Regions from separate parts of the Homo sapiens genome. Here region 1 is linked to region 2. The links are chromatin contacts, found by Hi-C or POLR2A ChIA-PET in ENCODE. All regions are on one chromosome and are shown on one strand. Each heading gives the region's core, a stretch centred on a gene start or an enhancer-like site at or near the end of the contact. The rest is flanking DNA. Distances are from core to core; before and after follow the strand shown. Region 1 overlaps RNLS (renalase, FAD dependent amine oxidase). Region 2 overlaps LOC101929727 (a long non-coding RNA gene).

Region 1 (2,764 bases), core at 74-2,573, 160 kb after region 2:
CTTCTGAGCCACTGCAATAACTTGCTATTTGGTTTCAATACTTTCTGGCACCCTGTCTTCCCCAGCTCTTGCCTCCTTCCCTTGAAATCCATTCTCTGGACTATGCCATCCTGCTTAAAACATGCCTGAGAATAATTCAAAATCCTTCCCAGGATCTGGCCCCAGTTTAATTTGCCTCACTCTGCCTAGGACTCACTGTTCTAGCTATGGAGGCCTCCTTTTTGTTATCAGAACACAGCACAGTCTTTCCAGCTGAAGAGACTTAAATATTTTGCTGGTCCCTGTCTCCATGTTATCACATGGCTAGCTCTTTCTCCTATCTCATGCTATCTACACAGACAGTCCTACTCTCACAAGCTGTGTGAGAGTTCCCTTCATTCTCATAGAACCTTTTTATTAACTTTCTGTGACCTCTCAAACTGAAATTACTTATGTTTTTATTTGATTCCTTGTTTATCATCGTCTTTTTATATGACTTCCCCCTACTAGTAATCAAACTCCATTAAGACAAGGATCAGGTCAATTGCCCTCATCACTGTATCCCCAGAGCTTACAACGTGGTACACAGGAGATACTCAATAACTATGTGTCGAATGAATAAGTGAATAAATATCAGGGAATTAACATACCCTACATGTTACATAGTACCATGCATCAGTGGAGCCATGGATATGAGACACTGTGTTTCCTGTTTGTAACCTGTTATTTGTTAATTCCTGTCAGAGTTGAGAGCTCTGATAGTAGCTGCCATCATCTGGGGAGTTCTATGGAATCTTGCCACCATGAGTTCTGGAAAAGGGAATCTGTTTGTGTTGGGACTTGAGGGATGGTATAAATTAACTCCCAAGGTTTATTAGTAGTAAACAATTAAAATCCACCCTGAAATTGGAGCTTTACTAAAGATGGCTATTTTGTAGCATGTAGGAAATTACGATATTGGTTTACCTCCTAGGATTCAAAAAGCATTCATTCTCTTTTGGAGCCAGAAAAGGAGAGGTATGTCTCCTAACAGAACTGTGCTGGGTTTTTTTTTGTTATTGTTGTTTTCTTTTTTTGACAGTCTGTGGAGCTCACACATTGGCCATAATAAAGCCTGCTATCTATTTTTGATTTGTCAAAGTTGTGCTTGAGAGTGATTAACATACCCTTAGCAAAATGAATCATTCTATAGAGATTTAAAAGTCACGATGGAATAAATATCTTGGTCAAAGGTATTGCTGCTTTAATTACATTCATTTGTTTCAATATTTCGGTTTTAGGGATTTCTTAACTGAGTTGTTAAGGATCCTTTTAGGGATTTCTTAACTGAGTTGTTAAGGATCCTTTTGAAAGTGAAGTTTACCATGGTGCCCTCTGGTGGAATGAAATTCGCACAGTTTTTAAAGCTAAAGCCCTATCTAGTGAGAATGCATACAGAAATAAAAGGAGCAACATTAAATACAAATGTCCAAAAACTATAAGCAGGGTACTCTTGCTATTGGGGGACTACAAGATATACCTGCCTCAGAATATTTACAGATTCAGGGATAGGGCATGTAGTTGCTATAAAGGAAGAGCAATGACATAAATACATACAATTCCAAATCCATTAGAAAATGAGGGCCAGAAGCCACAGCATTTCATATCATCTGGCAACACTGACACTGACTAATTAGGTATTATATTGAGAAAGTCAGAAGAAGGTGATGGCAATTACAGCATTTGCAACAATATTCATAAATAGCTAGGAACACAAGGGGGAAATACAATTTGGTTGTGGTCTATCAAGAACCAGTGGATATTCATTTGATAGGACTTTTGTAATTAGGCTCACCATCAAAGCTGATAAAATCATCAAAATGGTAAGTGTCCCAGTGTTGGTTCCTTGAAACTGTGTTGTGACCAGACTTAGTGACTCCTTGATAAAGCAGCTTTCACGTGTCTTCACAAGGAAATAAAGTGAAAGTCTCTGGGACGCTATCTGGGTCACACACCACAGGGATCCTGCTCAGAGGATTTAGAACATTGGACCAGCTCACTAAGGAAAGATGTCAAGGCCCTTCTTTGAGGACCTAAGGAAGTTTTTAATATTCGTTCGTCTGAATGCACTAAATAAAACTCTCATTCCAAATAAGATAAAAGAGGGGAAAAAAGTGTTTGAGCATCCAATCCCCCAAAGTGTCTGCAAATTATTTAGTATTATTTCAGTACTCAAACTTCCTGAAAGGTGGAATGTGGGGCAGAGGAGTAGTGAGCAGGGACCATAGCACACATGCATTTAGTCAGCTTGTTGGTTTTCTTATTGGGGACCTTTCTTTGAAACTTGGTGCACCTCAGATTTTAAAAAACCCAAAGCCAAAAAACAACTAACAGCTGGCTCTTCTAAAGCAGTGGCTCTCAGAGGAATGGTACTGCCTTCTAGGGGATATTTTGGAAGTTTATGAGGGCCATTTTTCTTGGGAAGGGTGTCTCAAAGTATAAATTATTATGGGACTGTTAACTGACATTCAGTGGGTAGTAGTCAGGGAGGTAAGGGGAAGTTCCATATCATGTTAGATTTTACTGTCCCACCAACTATTCATGTAGATTTTTAAAAAATCTGTATGTAATGATTTAAGCCTAGGACCAAATTCAATCTTACATAAAAAATTAAATATTTCTTTTCATGGTTTTAATAGACACCTAATTTCCCATAAATGCAAATCCAATGTAAACTAACTGAAGACTATACTTTGTTTCATTTGAACCTTACTGAGAATTGTTAATCATTTTTGAAAATTATAAT
Region 2 (2,891 bases), core at 2-2,501:
CTTTGCTCTCTGAAATGAAGGTCAGCAAATTTGTTTTTACTCTACATATCTTATAATCAATTCAATGTCTGGGTAAATCAGTTTCTAAAGAAGAGGCTGTGTTTGCAGATAAGTGATACTTTCACCCTCTAATTTTTTAACCATTTAACCCTCTCTTCTCTGAATTAAAATTCTTCTCCCTTCACTTTTTTTTTTTTTTTTTTTTTTTTTTTTGGCAGTGGAGGAGGAATCTAAAAACTTAAGATGCAAAATATTAAAAGGGGAAAAATACCATACTGTTGTCTGCAGAGGGTAAAAAGAGTCCAGCAAAATGTCTTTTTTTTCCTTCTAAGAGATGAACATGTGAAAAGATACTTTAAAAATCTGTCTGTTCACCTGAAGCTTTCTTGCGAATCCATACTTTAAACCAGGGTTGACAAAGAATAGCCCATGGGCAAAATCCAACCCACTGCCTGGTTTTGTAAATAAAGTTTTAGTAGAACACAATCATGCCCATTCATTTAGTTATTATCTATGGTTTTTGGACTACAACAGCAGAGTTGAGTAGTTGCAAGAGAGGTCATATGGCCCAAAAAAGACTGAAATGTTTACTATCTGGCCCTTTATAGAACATGTTTGCTGATTCATGCTTTAAATCAAAGAAAGAGTCTTGGAGAAATGACATGGTGAAAATACATCCTTAGCCTAGATACAGCAATGGCTTAGGGGTAAAGGAGAGTAGATACTGGTTTTAATCCAAGCATTCACTTTGTAGAAACATAGAACAATATCAAGCTGATGAAATGAACAATAGTTGGGAATGCACTATAATGAGGTAAAGACATAATAACTAAATTTACTCCTCTGATTCTCCAGCAGCTTATCTAATAACAATATGCTATGGTAGCGATGAACCCAGCATCCTCAGCTAATGTCAGCCATTTGGGAATAAGAGTTTCTTCCCTGCAGCAGATGTGTGGCTCAAAGTTCACCACGAGTGCACTCACAGAGAGAGCACAGCATGTGTTGTTCTGTGAGGGACCAGTGCTGGCCTGTCAATGGAATAGCTAATTTAGTTAAAGGACTGGGGAAATAGTGGGGGTGGCAGGCTAGAACTTGGGAAAAGAAGAGTTTTAACCCTTTCTGGGTATGACTTTACTTTTCAAATAATGATAATTCTGCTGCCTATAGAATTTGAACCAAGAGAATGAAATGCAGTTTATATCATTCCTTGCCAGTCATCCTACATGGACAGCTGCCAGGAGGCTGATATGCAGAGGCGATCATTGCATGCATGGTTATTTCTGTCGTAGACGCTCGTCATCCCTTGAAATTGCTCTGCTCCTAAGATTCCAAATTCCAGCCTCTGCTTGCTTGTCTCAGAAGTCTAGTACGTGGACTAAGGAGGGTGGGCTTCCTCAACTTCCCTCTCCAACTAAAACTGCCGGGTATTCATCCTGGGCCTAGATTTTTACATCTCTCTTGGAAGAAGGGCGGAGACTCACCTCGTGGCTTGTGTGTTGCCATACTTTCTGATTTCTTTAGACCATTGCTTTGTCATCTTCAGGTTATTCCTCTCTTTCCATTTTCCTAGCAAACATGGTTTGGTCTTACTTACCATAAATATGTAAAAAATCAAAAACAAAAACAAAACTCTTTTCCTCAACTTTGCTGTTCTCTTTTGCTGCTTTCCTAGTGGCTTAAATAAGTTTATTTCTTGTACATGCAATGGCCACAGAAGATTGGGTGGCTTTTCTCAAGAGGACTTATGCTGTATTCAGTGATTCAGCAATCACGGGTTTTTCATCTTTCAGTTTTGTTGTTTCTGCACAGGGCCTCCCCCATGACCACTGCAGCAGGGATGAATCTGGCACAGGCTTTTCCCTGCCTCAGTCCAGAAAGAACCCACTTCACATTTCTCTGAAGAACTACCACATACTCTTCCACAGTGCAAGGACGCTGGGAAGTACCATTTTCCGTGTGCCTGGAACGGGAGTAGAACCAGATATTGGTGAATACAGTAATGCATTCCACAACAACTTCCATAAGGAAGTGCCACTACTTCTTCGGTGTCCACCACTGTCTTCCAACCCACATCTTCTCAAATCTGGTTTTTGCCACAATCACTCCACGAAACTACCTTTGTTTTTGCCTTATCTTTTCCTTACAGTGATCACCTTGTCTATCTAACCACATTATCTTTGCTACTTCTGCCTTGGTTTCTTGGCGGAATTTGATCCAAACTTTATCTCGTTTCTTCCTGAATTCACTTTTTGGTTTGCATAACAGCACATGTAGCATCTCAAGCTTTCCCTCATCCTTTTATACAGACCTTCTCTCAGTTTCTTTCACTGATTTCTCTTCCTCTTCCTCCTACTCAATGTAGGGAGTCCATGTAGCTCAGACTTTTCTTTGCATTCTCTATGTCCTCACCCTTGGGCTTCAGCCTTCAGCTCTGAGCATGTAACTCCTCAGTCAATCAATCAATCCATCAATCCACCCATCCATCCCCTTCTTCAGATCTAGAATTACACCTCTAAATTTCACTTACATTACACTTCCACTTTTAAATGGACATAAATTCATAAATTCATAAGGTCTAAAAATAAAAGATCTTCTTCCAACCTAACAATTTCTATTAATAGAACTGTATCTGTTAGAATACCTGGGATACATGACAGAATACCCCAATTCAAGTGCCTAAAATAAAGAAATGTATTATCTCAACTAGTGAGAAGTTGAGGTGCTTCTCTCAGCTCTGCCTCGATGTGTGTATCAGTTCTGGCTTCTGTTGGCTCCTCTCACAGTAGTTAGACCCCTCTAATAGCTCTAGTGGTCATATTTAGAGGCTATATTCAGCCTCCAGAGGAAAAGTAGCCAACTTTCTTGTTTCTGTTTAAGAGTGGCAGAAG

The links. Hi-C counts contacts between places; a loop is a spot of excess contacts on that map. ChIA-PET counts read pairs that join two places held with the same protein, here RNA polymerase II (POLR2A). Pooled maps may share reads with other maps.
Region 1: a map of Caco-2 shows a loop between it and region 2 (2.7-fold over the local background). The contact joins two enhancer-like sites. A Hi-C loop is called at or near these places in 4 of 168 maps with a recorded cell type or tissue (Caco-2, MCF 10A, aorta and 1 more), 9 of 37 single-sample maps with no recorded cell type and 10 of 50 pooled maps. POLR2A ChIA-PET finds 5 or more read pairs at or near these places in 5 of 52 experiments (GM12878, HEK293T, MCF 10A and 2 more).

What each region holds. Positions count from the first base shown.
Region 1 is chr10:88,388,293-88,391,056 of GRCh38, forward strand. All of the region lies in intron 4 of RNLS (renalase, FAD dependent amine oxidase), which reads right to left. Among named protein-coding and RNA genes, the nearest start is that of RNLS, 190 kb to the right of the region's middle. Within about 2 kb of position 1,324, at least 3 of the 41 ENCODE cell types and tissues checked have a DNase peak (open chromatin) inside an H3K27ac peak, as active enhancers do.
Region 2 is chr10:88,226,554-88,229,444 of GRCh38, forward strand. The region is part of intron 1 of LOC101929727 (a long non-coding RNA gene); the gene reads left to right. It also overlaps a transcript of RNLS not described here. Among named protein-coding and RNA genes, the nearest start is that of RNLS, 360 kb to the right of the region's middle. Within about 2 kb of position 1,252, at least 8 of the 41 ENCODE cell types and tissues checked have a DNase peak (open chromatin) inside an H3K27ac peak, as active enhancers do.